Linked DNA regions of Homo sapiens: region 2 is linked to region 1. Evidence: read pairs that join two places in POLR2A ChIA-PET (ENCODE). Cell type or tissue: CD4-positive, alpha-beta T cell. All regions are shown on one strand. Each heading gives the region's core, and the rest is flanking DNA. Links, peaks and the distances in the headings are about the cores only.

The links. ChIA-PET counts read pairs that join two places held together with the same protein. Peaks named below come from ENCODE experiments on the same cell type or tissue, not always from the same donor. Only the 100,000 strongest peaks of a DNase experiment are listed, where the experiment ranks them.
Region 2: POLR2A ChIA-PET joins it to region 1 with 6 read pairs; 6 of 35 experiments call an interaction of 5 or more read pairs at or near these places.

Annotation. Positions count from the first base shown.
Region 1 is chrX:136,654,825-136,662,941 of GRCh38, reverse strand. CD40LG (CD40 ligand) reads right to left here. Exons shown (of 5, transcript NM_000074.3): 4 at 6,524-6,586; 5 at 2,552-3,903. The coding sequence ends at 3,527. Among named protein-coding and RNA genes, the nearest start is that of CD40LG, 11 kb to the right of the region's middle. RefSeq lists a silencer at 4,586-4,635. In CD4-positive, alpha-beta T cell, for the core only: no CTCF peak of the experiment used is centred there; DNase peaks (open chromatin) are centred at 3,621 and 4,611; H3K4me3 peaks cover 4,615 bases; H3K27ac peaks cover 4,183 bases.
Region 2 is chrX:136,582,626-136,590,742 of GRCh38, reverse strand. It overlaps the pseudogene RNU6-320P. Among named protein-coding and RNA genes, the nearest start is that of MIR934, 36 kb to the right of the region's middle. RefSeq lists enhancers at 2,549-2,608, 4,051-4,120, 4,211-4,340. In CD4-positive, alpha-beta T cell, for the core only: no CTCF peak of the experiment used is centred there; DNase peaks (open chromatin) are centred at 2,512 and 4,202; H3K27ac peaks cover 4,450 bases.

The DNA.
Region 1 (8,117 bases), core at 2,233-7,232:
TGAGATGCAGTCTTGCTTCTGTCGCCCAGGCTGGAGTGCACAGGCACCATCTTGGCTTACTGCAACCTCCCCCTCCTGGGTACAAGTGATTCTGCTGCCTTAGCCTCCCACGTAGCTGAGATTACAGGCACACACCACCATGCTGGGCTAATTTTTGTGTTTTTAGTAGAGACAGCGTTTTGCTGTGTTGGCCAGGCTAGTCTCGAACTCCTGACCTCAAGTGATCCACCTGCCTCAGCCTCCCAAACTGCTGGGATTACAGGCGTGAGCCACCATGCCTGGCCCAGCATGTCTTCTTTTTATTCCCACTTTACAGATGAAGACACAGAGGACTAGAGGAGGTGAAATGACTTGCCTGTACTTATAAAGCTGGTTAATAGTGGAGCCTAGATTAAGACTGTATCTGTCTGACTCGAGATTTAACTACTACACTACAATGAGCATTTCTGGTTTTGTTTTGTTTTAGTGGGGATGTGATTCACAGAGAAAAATAACATAAAAATCATACTTAGTTCCATGTTTCTGTGTCTCAAAGTACTTCAGACTACTTTAAAAGTCTAAAGCAGTGCAGTTCCCAACACAGTGGCATTGGGCCCTGTGAAAATAGTTGAATGTAGCACAGAATGTATTCTCTCCTGAAGCCCAAAAGTTTACATGTCATTTCCGTTTAAGTGGGGGCACCCCTGTTCTGACAGCTTGCTAGAGCACACTGTTTGCGTTTTGTGGTCATTTGCTAACCATCAAATAACAGAGGCAGTAATATTTTATCCTTGTTTATTTTCTCTTTATCTAGAAATAATTATTTGGTATTTCAAACATTCCCACCCTCCCCCTTAGATAGAAGGCAGAAGTGACATGATTATAAAAATGGAACTAAGTTAGATAATTTATGATCAGACTATTACAGGTACATCAGAAATGTACTCGAGTCTTTTTCATTTATAGGAAAATGCTGAAAATGTTCAATTGAAGTTTGGAACAAACATATATTATTTTGCAAATTATCATGAAATGTATAATAAAAACATATTATCTGTTTTTAGCTACAGCATAATTCTCAGTCATTTTTTACTCCATGAGTGCATTTTTATCATCCAGATATTTTTGACCTAATGAGGATCCTTTCAGTGTAGCAAATTTTTGCCTCAGCCAACACACAGAATTATTTTCTGGGCTATTGAGTTATAAGCAGCTGTATTTATTCATTCATTTATTCCTTCATGCACCAAATAAAGGGCCAATTCAATGCTAGGTCCTGTGGTAGACGCTGAAGTTATCATGGTGAATGGGACAAGGTCTTGGTCCTCAAGAAGCTCACAGCATAGTAGGGAAAACTTCAACCATGATAAGTGCTGTGAAGCACTTGCTAAGTGCAGGGTGCAGTGAGGGAGAGAAATGGGTCTTGCAAGAAGAGAAAACAGCATTCCAGGGCCCTAAGGTAGGAAAGCATTTGTAACCTTGCTTAGAGGAACTGAGGGCTAGAACTTAAGAGACCGAGAGAGGTGGCAGCAGGAGATGAAATTGATTATTTTGGTCTTTATTCCAAGGTTCATAAGAAGCAGGGGACTGGCTGTGCATGGAGAATTGATGGAAGGGAGCAAGAGTGGAGGCAGGGAATCTAGGAGGCTGTTGTACTATTCCAGAAGAGAGATGGTGACAGTTGGGACTAGGATAGAAATAGTAGAGATAGAAAGAAGTAGATTAAGGACTACTTAAGAGATAGGGTTGATGAGCATAGGCTGGAGGGATTGAACATGGGGGTGATGAGAGTGAAGTCAAGCCAGGTTTCTGACTTGAAAAACTGGGTAGATAAAGACACCATTCATTGGACTGGGAAACATTGAACACAGATCCCATTGTGTGGGGGGAAAAGTTAAGAGTTCGGTTGGAATGTACTGGGTTTGAGGAACTAGGCCCACCCTTTGGAGATGCAGGCAAATTCTAGGAGACAGTTGAGAACAAAAGGCATGGCATTAGTGGCTTGAAGATGCTGCTAAGTTAAAACCATGAGCCCAGGGAGATAACCAACAGTGAGCATGTAGGACTTACCCGGTAAAGATGAACACACCACTCTGGGTTTCTTACATGAAAAATTCCTCTGTTGGAGGTGACAAGAAATGGCTCCATTGACTTCAGTGGAAGACTGGGGGGCCAATACTTCCCCTCAGGTTTTCTCAGCTCCATTTCCTCTTGCCTAAGTGGAACCACCTAGACAGCTATTAATAAGCTATGCCACTGCTCCTTATTTAAGGACCCTCTCCAGCCTCACTTGGCTGTGATTAATAAAAAAAAGTTCTTTCAATCTCCTGCAACTTTTTCAGAAGAAGCTGGAAATAAAGACCTAGATTGCTTTTCACTGAATAGGCTAGCACATCATCGATCAAAGGCTGTCACAGACTTCCAGAAAGTGTGCTGCCACCAAGATATTTTATAATGTAAGTAGCTTGAGAACAAAGTTTATGAAAACATCACAAAGGTTGGGAAAATTCCCTCCAAATGCTTCCTCTTTCCCCAACCTGGCTGGGAGCTTTAGGTACTCAAACAACAACGATAATGTTAAGAGGTCTTTATTATTCAAAAAATAAATAACAAGATAATTACAAGTTCACTCTGGAAACAATGGAGACTGCAGGTAGATACAATAGATTTCCTTTAAATACAGTCATTTCGTAATGAGGAGTGGGCAGGCTCAGGGCTGCACTCCCTACTCCTCACCCTCATCTATAGTGGTAGAGATAGGGACAGGGTGGAAAGAAGAGAACTGACTAGCAACGGCCTGACTCTGTGTGTGTGTGTGTGTGTGTGTGTGTGTGTGTGTGTGTGTGTGTGTGTGTGTTAGAAAGGGGGATTGAGAAGAGAGACTGGGGGAGGGAAGAGACTGACAAAGGGAAACAGAGAGATTGAGAAAGAGAGATTGGAAGAAAGAGGTTGAGAGAGAGAGACTGAAAGAGAGAGATGGAGAGAGAGAGATTGAAAGAGAATGAATAACTGTCCGAGAGGGTGGCGGGGGGGGGGGGGGGGTTTCGGTTCTCCACTGTGTTAGACGTTCTAGAGCCTGGCCCCCTCCAACAAGGCCATAGGAACCCAGAGTCAACCATAACTGAATGTGAGCTGAGGCTCCCCATTTCCCTTCTGCATCTTCACTGATAAATCAAATGCATTATCCATGGAAAGACACTGCACGCAAAGAAACAAAACTGAACTTGGCAAGTTATCTGCTGTTTACTCAGAATTCAACCTGTGCATAATGGCCTTGTCTTTTCATAGGACTCTCTGGATGTCTGCATCAGTGGGGTTGCTGCTTCAGATATATAAGCTCTTATGGAGCAGGGCCCGTTTTGGTTTCATGTGACCTGTAATTCACTTATTACAGTTCTACATGCCTTGGAGTGTATAATAAATAGTTCTCCATAAGGAGGATCCTAGGGTTATAAATAGGCAGTTAACAGGGGGTGGGCTTAACCGCTGTGCTGTATTATGAAGACTCCCAGCGTCAGCTCCACCACAGCCTGCAAGGTGACACTGTTCAGAGTTTGAGTAAGCCAAAGGACGTGAAGCCAGTGCCATGGCTCACTTGGCTTGGATCAGTCACATTGACAAACACCGAAGCACCTGGTTGCAATTCAAATACTCCTCCCAAGTGAATGGATTGTTGCCCGCAAGGTTTGGCGGAACTGTGGGTATTTGCAGCTCTGAGTAAGATTCTCTCGAATCTACCGGGGGACTTTAGGCAGAGGCTGGCTATAAATGGAGCTTGACTCGAAGCTTCCCGATTGGAACAGAAGGTGACTTGGGCATAGATATAATAGAGTCCTTGTCTTTTAACGGTCAGCTGTTTCCCATTTTCCAGGGTTACCAAGTTGTTGCTCATGGTGTAGTATCCTTTTTCAGCCCACTGTAACACTGTTACAAAGAAAGGGAAAGTTTGTGGTGAGGTGAAGCAGAGCATGGTTCACATTCTGACAAAAAATATAGTTTAATGTTGGATATTGGCTTTGTATAGGGATGGATTCTCAAGGCCCCTTCCATGGGCTTCAGAGTCAGACAGAGCCATGTTCCAATCTAGGCTCTATTTAAGCTTGGGCAAGTCTCTAAATCTCCATGAGCTTCAGTTCCTCATCTGCAACACGGGGCTCATATTGGAGCATATTTCAGAGACTTGTGAAGATTAAATAAAGTAAGAGATCACAGTGAGTTTCTTTCTCTCGTTAGAGTTCTTATAGCCAATTTGCCTTGAACTTAAGAAGGCACAAATGATTTCAAAATTTGACATCATAAATTATACATACCAAATTACTCGGACCAAATTTTTGCTAATATTACCATGAATACCTTGCTTGCCTTGAATTTTACAAAGTCAGAGAGTTGTCAGTCTACCTAGCTCAGCCTCAGCACAGAGAAAAGACCCCATTTCTTCCTACCTGATCATGCTGTTGCAAACCTGATCTGCCTCCCCCAGCAAGGACTAAAATTAGGCAAGGAAGTATGAAAATAAACTGTGTGCTCATTTCACGGTATGTTTTGATCTCCCATTGTAGTGGGCGCCACCAACTTGAAAGTACCAGTATTCTTGTGGCTAAGCCAGAGTACCCACCAACAGTGTGCCATTTTCTCGGCTGAGATGTTGAGTGGGTTCAAAGTAGTGTGTGCACCCGACTTGAAATCTCAGCTCCCACAGAAAGCTAGACTGACTGATGGGGGTGAGGGTTGAGGAAAAGTGAAAGTACTGATGTGTTTGCTTCCTTGAGCTTTTTAAAAAATAATTCCTATTCGATAGTCTTAGGTCTATCAGGGCACAAGATCCCACCTGGTAAGACTCGCCCTTTACTAATAGGGAGGCATCCTGAAATGCCTGACAGATCCGGGCCCTCCAGACCACTCCAGAAACAATGCTTCATTAGAATGTTTGCCCTTTTGAACCATTTTATTGAGAAAAAAAGGGCAGGTTCTCAATCTTTTAGTTCAGTAAGTTTACTTTGGTACGTCCTTACCTAATTTTAGTACTTGCTGTGGGATGTAGGGCAAGATTTTAGCAGCATGGCTAGGTAGGAAGAAGAGGTTTGGGACTGGGGTGGGGGTGGAATGTTACTGTCTTCCCATCTGATCCCCTGGAAACCTATTGTGATGCAGACTGTAAGATATTGTAGGACTGATATCCATTACAAGCCTTTTGGGAGAATCTGAGCTCTATGAAATATATCCAAGATCAAGGGTTTAGATACAGGCAAAAAAAGACCAGTGGGAAGCTATTCTTCTAGGAGATTTCTCTGTTGTTGTCATCTGATCCAGAAGAGAGAAGGGGTACTTGACAAAATTATTAAATATTGTGTAACTAACTGGTATTAGTGAGGGGCTTTATGTCACCCTTTTGACATCTAAGCCATGGTGAAGTAAACTAAGTAGTGTCACCTTACGGTTGTACAGCACTCGACAGCATCACTTTCGGCCACATTAGCTGATTTGATGCTCAAAGCCACCCTGTAAAGTAGGTGAAGTAGAAAACTGCTGCATAGGTAAAGGGTCTTGCTCAAGGTCACCCAGCAAGCAGTGGTCATGGTCCTTGAATCCCAGTGTTCAAAAACTCCCTATTCAGTGCTCTTACTTTGGTACCATGATCCATGATAATGATAACTGTCCATGTGTTACGCCTACTGAGAAGCCCAAGCCACTTCAGAGATGAAGCAGTGTCTTTTTTCTCTCTCTGTCCATCTCTCTTTCTCTCCCTGTCACACACATACACATATGCACACACACATGCACTGCTTAGAACTCCATTCCGGAGCACTCTGTAGAATTTTTCAAAGACTCCTCTGACGCTCTTGCCTTTATGTTGATGGGAGACTTTATGTTAGCGTGCATGTTTCCATCCATTTATCAGATACGACATATTCTTTGGCACCAGTTATCGCAAGATGCACATTTGGGAAAAAATATCTAAAGGCTAGAATGGTGGCAGAACGTATATGGAAATAAAATCGTTCAGAGTTGAAAAGATCACAATATGTCGTCTGTTGTTACTTCATTGGAAAATGTAACGTCTTGGGACCTATTGATCTTTACAGAATGATTTTACCTTTACTTTCCCTGAGGTTGGCCTCAGTGAGGCTGAGCTTAATCATACAGGGATTGACAGATGGCAGGAAATACCCCATGAGGCCCATTTCCACACAGTGAAGATGGGTTAGGAGGAGGGATGCTCCCAGTCAGGAGGTCACTACATGCCATTTCTTCTATGTTGTCAGAACAATGGTCCCTCCACCCAGTAATTCATCATTTAGAATCAGCCATTGAGCAAGAACATAATGAGAACATCCAGATTGCATTCCACCTCCTTTTGTCCCTCTAAGTCCCATCTGTGCATTTGAACTCACTTTGAAGACAAAGAAGGGAATAGGAGAAGTGTAGGGGTAGGTTTGTAAATTGGGTCCCAGGGGAAAAGAGGAGTTTAACCATTAGGTAACATGACTTCGGCATCCCAGCCTTTCCCCTTGGGTGGCTACCGCTCAGATGCTGTGTGACTTACCAGATGTTGTTTTACTGCTGGCCTCACTTATGACATGTGCCGCAATTTGAGGATTCTGATCACCTGAAATGGAACCAAAAACTGTCAGGCTAAAATAATGCAAAAACTGCCCACAAAACTATCTGGTCCAGTTCTACAACTGTGTAATAGAGACTGTGCAAAAATAGATTATATAAAAGGAAAGATAAAATGGTCTGACATCTCTCCCACTGAAGGAAAAGTTGGTTTCTAATATCTGAGTAATTGAATTGGCTGTTTCCATCGGTCTCATTCTCCTAACAGTTGATCAATACTCGATTCCATTTTGCATAGATTGACACAGGCTAAAAACACTGGTCTTCATTAAACATACCGTGAATCTTGCTTTTAGGAACAACTCCATACACTGGGGATTTTAGTGGGCTCCAAAGTCTGCACACTTAGTAAGATTCTTATGGTTTCTGAATTGGTCAAGCAACTGGCTGAACTATTGTATCTGTCTTTAATTATTTCTTGTGTTAAAGCCCTGCTCCCTAATGAGATGTGTCAATCTTCTAAGGGCAGAGACTGTGTGGAAGTTTCTTTTTGTCCAGTTATGAGCCTGATATTGGGCACTTTGTAAGTGCCCTATAAATGTTGAGTTAAATTGCATGACCTAAATGACCAGTTTGGTTAATATTATCATTTCCCTGAAGACTTCTAGGCAGCATCTACATAAACTGTTTCCTCAGATTTCTCTGTAATTAACAGACAGCGTGGTACTATTACTCAACATATCTTGCAGTCATTCTGAAGATAAAACCTTCATGGAAGTCGGATGACCATTTAGTATCCAGAACAACAGTTAAGGCAAGGTCTGAGTACTCTCTTTGCCTCAGAAAATAGTATCTCTATCCCTGTATGTATGTATGTTTTTGTGTGTATTAAATTTGCAGAAGCCATAACATCATGTTCACCAACTTTGTGATATAAAATTCTCTCTAACAACACCCCGTCTTTCCCATAATCTGCTGCTGAAGTCACTTCACGCATTATTGTATTGGTTTGCGATGCCACATTCTAAAAGAACAGGAAAACGTTAGTGTGTCCAAGAAAAGGAGGTGAGTGGCAGAAGAAAGGTCCTGGAAAGGGTCATAGGAGAAACAGTGGAAGACATCAGGGATCTTTAGCCTGGAGAAGAAAAAGCTCAGTCAAGGCTTGGCCACCATGATTGCTGTCTTCCATATCTGGACAGCTGCTGGGTAGGAGAGCAATTATACTTTGTTTACTAGGGCCTCAAAGAGCAGAACTGGGACCAATGAGTGGAGATTATAGGAACAAAGTTTGACTTGAGGAGGAAAGACTTCTCTGGAGTAGTATAGTAATCTTGGTATTATTAGAGCCATTCAAAGACGGATCAGGCTGCCTTATGAGGTGGAAGGTGCCTCATCCCTCGACATGTTTGATCAGAGGCTGGACGGTCAGTGTTATTGTGAAGGAGATTTTTGTTGTGGGGATGGTGCTGGATTTGAGAACTCTCAAGTTCTCTTCCAACCCTGAGATGTTCAGGATGCTCTCACTTTAAGAACCGGGCAAATAATAGAACACTGTGACATTGTCACTCCTTGATCCCAGA
Region 2 (8,117 bases), core at 1,853-6,852, 72 kb after region 1:
CTTAGCACAATATCTACTGACATATAGCAAAGGCTTAAGACAAGAGGTAGTAGTAGCAGCAGTAATTATTATTATTATTATTGCTATTTTACCACCTACCTCTAGTGGTAGCCAGTGCCTAGAACCCATGGTTTCAGATTTCACTCCTTATCATAAATCCAAGTGAGGTTGGCCTTTCTATCTGCACCTTCTCAAAAGCTTTTGAGAAAATCTTCAGGTTTCAAGTAAATCTTTACTTATTTGGGGTCTACACTGTGGTTTTGACTGAGTTTCCCTCTGATATTTTGGTTCAGCCAAGGTAGAGTTCAAAGTGAAATTTAAAGGAGAAGGGCTCTTTTATGCAATTCCAACTGGAGAAGGTTTACAAAATGGAATCTGCTGAGTTTTGCGCAACTCTTTGGTCAGTTTGCTTTCTTAGGCCAGACAAGTATGTCTACAATGGTGGAGTCATAAACCCAAAGGAGAGAAATGGGTGTGAGAAAAGAAGACGCACCTTCCTGTATCCAGTAGCTACCCTGTGTGAGAAGCAAAAGATAGTTGTAAGAAAGCTATAAATATGATTCTGTCCAGCAGTTCAGTGTCTGCTGGATGTACCAAGTCATCACCTTCAGGCAGTTTCTATTAGTCAGAGGCATGTTTGCCTGACTGTAGGTGGGTGGAGGGTCAAGGCAAATGCCTCCTCTCCAGCTTCTCAGATGGGAAGTAACTGTGGAAACACAGTAGACCTGTGAAAAGCACAGGGAATGCGATATGTAAAGACTGAAACACAAGTCAACAGTGGTATTAATTCTGCAGCAGTATAAAAATAAAGAATTGTTTACAAAGATGAATTAAAACTTAATAATGTCATGTTTAAATAATCAGCATTCCCACAACATTTTAGTCATCATAACCCTGACTAAGTTGTACATTTAATGGTGAAAATTCCTTTCTGGGGTGCATTCTGGATGTAGCGCTGTAAATGCACACATTTTAAATCTTATGCTAAACAGCAATTTTGTCAGGAATAAACAAGAAATAAACTCCTGGGTGAGTGAAAGGTCTGGGAACATCTGTTCAGGGAAAATAATTGAGCATATTGGTGGAAGGAGCCTGCGAGTATAAAATAGATCGGGAGGCTTTTTTTTCTACATTGTTTCTGAGTTTTAATTTATCAAATTTCATGCTGATTTTGTAACGTATTGCCTGATAAGGGAATTAGAAAGAAAAGCAAGGGTACCAGATAATGCTTCCTTCATCCCAGCTAAAGGTATGCTCCTGAGTTTTCTCAAATATCACTTCTCCAGTGAAGCCTCCTCTGGCCTTTCATCCAGCCCTATTAGGTTGGAGCTCCATGGGCTCTCACGACCCCTCACTCCTTTCCCTCAGAGTGCACATCGTGCTTATAATTAAATAACAAATAGGCTGGGCGTAGTGGCTCATGCCTGTAATCCCAGAACTTTGGGAGACTGAGGTGGGCGGATCATTTCAAGTCAGGAGTTTGAGACGAGCCTGGCCAACATGGTGAAACCCCATCTTTACTAAAAAACAAAACAAAACAGAAACAAAAATTAGTGTGGTGTGGTGGCACATGCCTGTAATTCCAGCTACTCAGGAGGCTGAGGCAAGAGGATTGCTTGAACCCCAGTGGCGGAGGTTGCAATGACCCAAGATTGCGCTACTGCACTTCAGACTGGGTAATAGAGCAAGACCCTGTCTCAGAAACAACAACAACAACACCCAAACTGTGTAATTGTTAGTTTAGTGCTTTTTTTCCTCCTAGATGGTACGCTCTGTGAGGACAGGGACTGTGTCCATCTTAGTCACTGCTTACCAGGGACTCCTAGCTCAGAACCCGGCACATAGTGAGTGTCAGTTAATATTTCTGAATTAATTTCATTTTCCCACCCATCCTTTATCTGAACTAGCTGAATGGGTTTCTATTTCTTGCAAACAAGAAAGTTAAGAAGAATTTGCCGGATGCAGTGGCTCATGCCTGTTATCCCAGCGCTTTGGGAGCCTGAGGTGGGAGGATTTCTTGAGCCTAGGAGTTTGAGACCAGCTTGGGCAACATGGAGAGAACTCTGTCTCTACAAAAAAATGACAAAATTAGCCAGGCATGGTGGTGTGTGTCCGTGGTCTCAGCTACTCAGGAGGCTGAGGTGGGAGGATTGCTTAAGCCCTGGAGGTCAAGGCTGCAGTGTGCTGTGATTCACCACTGCACTCCAACCTGGGCGACAGAGCAAGACCCTGTCCAAATAAATAAATAAATAAATAATAAATAAATTTATTTTTGTAACAAAAAGAAGGATGTAAAGGATTAAAGAAAACTCAGAGTCTCTGGGAAATCTTAGCACAGGTTTCTTTTCAAGAGTTTATTTGCCAAGGCATTCATCCTGTTTGTAACACTAAGGGCCTACGTTTCAGACTCTGAGTGCTTGCACAACTAGATCTGCTCCCTCTTCTCAGCCTCAGGGTAAAATGTTACACTACTTCTTTCCTCACCTCCATTCTAGTTTCATTTTTAGGTTGCTAATCTGACCTTTAGTTTTGTTTTTTTTTTTGTTTTTTTTTTTAATGAGGCACTAAATGCAAAGAGAAAGTAGGTATTTTCCCCAGATGTTATTTTACCAAAGTGAGACAACATCATTTCTTAGATTTTCTGTAGTTAGGGACTTGAGAGCAGTTCAAAGTCCCCATTCCTCATACACATACCAGAATATAATCTATCCTTATCTCACAGCCAATTTTTCTTGGAAAAGTTAATTTGTGGTGTTGAAAAGGGAATATTGTTTATGCTTTGTCCATGAAACTGAAGGGCTTAGCAAACACCAGACTTCTGAATATAGGATTTAATAATTATCTCCCCAAATGAGGTCTTTATTCCCATTTAGTTCAGAATTTAACAAATGCACTCAATTCCCTTCTCCCCCAACACCTGTAGTATTCAGGCAGAACTTCAAAGCCCTCAGCCAGGGCTATTATAAGCAAAGCCCCGTGATAGGTGGGAGGCTGCACTAGAAACTAAGATCCCCACTCACAAGGCAATATTTCAAGGATTGCACAATCTCAAGAGTGAAGCATTTCTTGAGAATACATTTTTAAAACATTGATTACTCTTCTATGCTGATTGTATTGGCAATATATTTTAATATATAAGAAGACATTACTTTTCTACCTCCATTCCAGGAACGGTGGCTACTCCTAGTTCTCTTTTGATCTCCGTGGTAAGATGCCACATCACCTCCTCCAGGAAGCCTTACTCTACCCCCACCAGCCCTGTGCCCTCCTCTGTGCCCCTACAGCAGTCCCAGTAGACCCCACAGAGCACTTGACCCTTCACTCCCTTTCTCCTGTTTCCTTTTAACTGAGAGCCCCTGAGAGCAAAACCCACATCTTTTTCATTCGATCAATTCTGCCCTATCTTGCCTCTGGGCCTTCACTCCTAATTATCTTTCAGAGCTTTGCTTCAAGCACCTGCCTCCTGTGTGAAGCCTTTCACAACACTTTCCCATGTTCTCCTACCATGGGCTATAATCCCACAGCCATGGGGCCCACTGGATTTACTGTAATCTATTTGCTAGAATGTCTCCAGGTGTGCTAATAAATGTTTAATAACTGATTTTATGAAAGGAAAAAAGAAAACATTCCAAGTTTATAGTGATTGCCAATTTCCACTGTGTAAATATTCCCACCATGACCAATTTCAAGCTACCGACGTGAGGCTACACATTGATTTGGGTAGAAATGCCCAGTAGTACAGCATTATACAGCATTTCCATCAGACTGCTACAATAGCTATAGATCACCTCAAGAGCATATATAATAAGCAATGGCAGTAAAATAATTAGGAAGTGATACATTTTGAGTGTTTCTTACCTTTGTTTGAAATGTATTTTAATTGCAGGCTTATAGAATTTTATTTTTAATAAGTTTGTGTTTAACGACTGACTGGCAAAAATTTCTAAACATCTATCAACTCTCATGAATCAGTAGCAATGGGCTCCAGTGCATCACTGTTTGTATCTCTGACTAGACTGTGAACTTGAGAACTGGGACTGGGACTGTGCTGCTCATGGCACCTCCAACACCTAACACAGAGGAGGCACTGTGTAATGTTCATTGGCGGCAGCCAGGCATATCCATCCTTTTGTCCTCACTTTAAAAGGAGTTAAGAGAAAGTTCAGTGTGCTGTTTAACCACAAAGGCCACTTGGCAAATGCTCTAGAGGAAGCCATACCAACCTCAGCTAAGAACGAGGTCAGATCTCCGTCATACATAGTACTTTATTGCCAACTTCCTACATGTTAAGCTAGTGTGCCACTCCCTACTGAGAAACAAACAAGGCTCTGCTAAGTGTTTTATCCTTTCCTTGAGGGGTTAGCACCAGCTTACTTCCTAAAGAAGCAAGCCAAGATAGCACAGGTCTGATATTAATGCCAAATTCACACAAAATCCCATGTGGCAAAAGAGAATTCTTGCCTTTCTAAGCCTCAGACACTGACCCAATTATTTTAAGATCCATTGGCATTCACTGAATTCCAGCACAACAGGAGAATTTAACATTTCTCTGCGGTTTCTTAAAATGGTTTTGACTACCCTAGAGCACCAGGCCAGCCACCAGCAGGATAGAATGACAGGAATAGTCACAGTGTGTTAGAGGTCAAATCCCTAAGCCTACCTCTTAACTACTGGTGGAACTCTCTAGAAATGAACTTTTCATAATCATAGCAATGGTTAATATGCCACGAGTGCTATCTACCTCTGTGCCAAGCACCGTGTTAGACCATCCTCATAGACTAATTAATGAGGCCTCACATAAAGTCCTCAAGCAGTGGCACCCTCATTTAAATTGTCAGTTTGCTGGGGCTGTTGCCAATCCAGTAAGGCCGGACTGTAGCTGGGATAAAAAGGTTTCACTTCATTAAGCACCAAAATAATGCCATGGCTCTCTAAGAAATCATACTTGTGGGGAAAAGTCTCCTCTCAGTGACCATTTTTCCTTTTTGCCAATATGATGCCATACAAACTGGCAGATGTGGCTTCCTCAATGGGCATGACGAAGTCACCTTGAATTGCTCCATTGAGAAGCATGGCAAAAAGTGATTCCATGGGCTCAGCTTTGCCCTTGTCTGACATCCGTTCAGAGAGTTAAAATTCGTTGGCTTTTCAGGGCAGTGGGTGACATTACCCATGGTCCTCTACAGATCTTCAATAAGTTGACATTTCAAATCATTTGAATAAATCAAAGTGACAGAGGCACCTTAAGTTGCTGAGTTGGGGAGATGATTATAGAGAGCGAAAGACACATTTTCATTTTATTGCTGATGAGCAAAATAAGTAAAATTTGAAAAGGAAGTGGGATGCCTTGTGGGAGGAACCTTCTCAGGAAGAGGACTGCAAGTGGTACCTCTGTCTTGCCAGTGATAAACTGGTGCAGAAACGTTTCCAAACTATTCATCATGTGCACCCTAAAAACCCGATATGTAGAATCTGCACTATCCCTGAAAACAAGAGAGTCCCTGATTTGGTAAATCTTAACCCTGGAATACAAGCTTTCAGTATCACTTGGAGAAGTGAATCCAGTTTCCCTTAAGTGAAACTTGAGCCTTGGTCCCTCATAGCTATTGACCCTTATCTTCTGCAAAAGACCACTGGTGAAAACACAAGCTTAGTTGCTCTTCTATTTGTGTACAGAAATAGCCTAACTCTGCTTTCAAGCTGCTTTGTTCAAAATGTGCTAAGGATTTGTTGAGTGAATAAAAAAAGCAAGCAAGCAAGCAAACAAACAAAACTTTATTTTTTTTTCTTATTTCTCTAGAAAACTGGTAAACAAACAAACAAAACTTTAAATCAGACTGCAATTTAGGTCAAAAGTTAGAAAATATATTTGCAGTGCCTAATTCAGGAAGGAAGATCTTTTTCATGCTAATCTACTGCTAATTATAAAATAGGTGATAGCAAGCATTGTGAAGAGCTAAAAAGGAGGGGGTGGGGGCAGTGCTACTTCATAATTTAGTCACCCTTGATTGGAAAGTGGGCGTTTTAAGATTTGACACCAAACCCCAGCGAGTTACTCTGTAGCATGAGTTTCTCTCACTTCGGACTTTCAGTTTGGACACAGAAAGAACAGGGCAAAAAGTAAAGCCAGAAGGGATGATTTTTAAATGGCAAACTGCAAATAAGGATAGGTTTCAGGCTCCGTTGCAAATAGAGGTGGAATAATGAGAATAAGCTCTGTAAGGCCTGAAGGGAAGGAAACACATGGAGGTGGTCAGCTCCGTGCCCAACAAAATGCCCTTGAAGAAGCCTTTATGATCCTGGGTATAAGAAGAAGGTGGGGGGGAGCACTAAACCATTCTAAGACGAAGTTGTAACATTGACAATGTTGACTCCCTAGAACCAAGTCAGGGGAAGTATGTTTGGAGTCTAAGAAGCACAGTCATGTGTTGCATAATGATGAGGGTACATTCTGAAAAATGTGTCATTAGGTGATTTTGTTGTGTGAACAGCACAGAGTGCACTTACACAAACATAGGTGGTATAGCCTACTACACACCCAGGCTATATGGTGTGGCCTATTGCTCCTAGGCTACGAACCTGAACAGCATGTTGCTATGTTGAATACTGTAGGCAATGGGAACACAATGGTAAGTATTTATGTATCGAACATATCTAAATATAGAAAAGGCACAGTAAAAATACAGTATAAAAGATTTAAAAAATTATACACCTGTATAAGGCGCTTACCACGAATGGAGCTTGCAATAGTAGAAGTTGCTCTGGTTGAGTCAGTGAGTGGGTGGTGAGTAAATGTGAAGGTCTAGGACATCACTCCATGCTACTGTAGACTTTACAAACACTGTACACTTAGGCTACACTACATTTATAAAAAATATTTTTTCTTGGCTGGACATGGTGGCTCACTCCTGTAATCCCAACACTTTGGGAGGCTGAGGTGGATGGATCGCTTAAGTTCAGGAGTTTCAGACCAGCTTGGGCAACATGGCAATACATCATCTCTACAAAAAATTTAAAAATTAGCTGTGTGTGGAGGCACACACCTGTAGTCCCAGCAACTTGAGAGGCTGAGGTGGGAGGACCACTTGAGACCAGGAGTTCAAGGCTACAATGAGCCATGATTGCATCATTGCACTCCAGTTTGGGTGACAGAGCAAGACTCCATCTCAAAAAATACATAATTTTTTTCTTTCTTCAATAACTAATTAACCTTAGCTTACTATAATTTTTTCACTTTATAAACCTTAAATTTTTTTACCTGTTTTACTGTTTTGTAATAACACTTAAACACAAATTGTACAGCTGTACAAAAATATTTTCATCATGTATATCCTTATTCTCTAAGCTTATCTACTTTAAAACTTTTACTTTTTATTATTTTTACTTATTTTTAGTTTTTTTTAATGGAACGCATCACAATTTGTGTGTCATTCTTGCACAGGAGCCATGTTACTATTCTCTGTATCACTCCAGTTTTAGTACATGGGCTGCCAAAGCAAGCGCAGTTTTGAGACTTTTTTGTTAGACTCTAAGACCAAACACACACATTAGCCTAGGCCTACACAGGGTCAGGATCATCAGTATCATGGTCTTCCATCTCCACATCTTGTTCCCCTCTGGAAGGTCTTTAGGGACAGTAACATTCACGAAGCTGTCATCTCCTACGCTAACAATTTTTTCTTCTGGAATACTTCCTGAAGGACCTGCCTGAGCTTGTTTTACACTTAACTGTTTTTTTTAATAAGTAGAAGGAGTCCGCTTGAAAATAATGATAAAAGGTATGGTATAGTAAATATCTAAACCAGTAACATAGTTGTTTATTGTCATTATCAAGTATATGTTCTATACATAGTTGTATTGCTAGTCTTTTATATGACTGGCAGAGCAATAGCTTGTTAACACTAGTGTCACAAACATGAGTAATGCATTGCATTGCATTATGGTGTTAGGGCTGCAACGTTACTATGACTACAATGCCACTAGGCAATAGGAAATTTTTAATTCCATTGTAATCTTATAGGACCACCACTGTACATGTGGTCCTGTGATTGAGCAAAACATCGTTATGGGGCACATGACTGTAGCTTTTGGGCAAGTGGGTCTCAATCCTGCCTGCA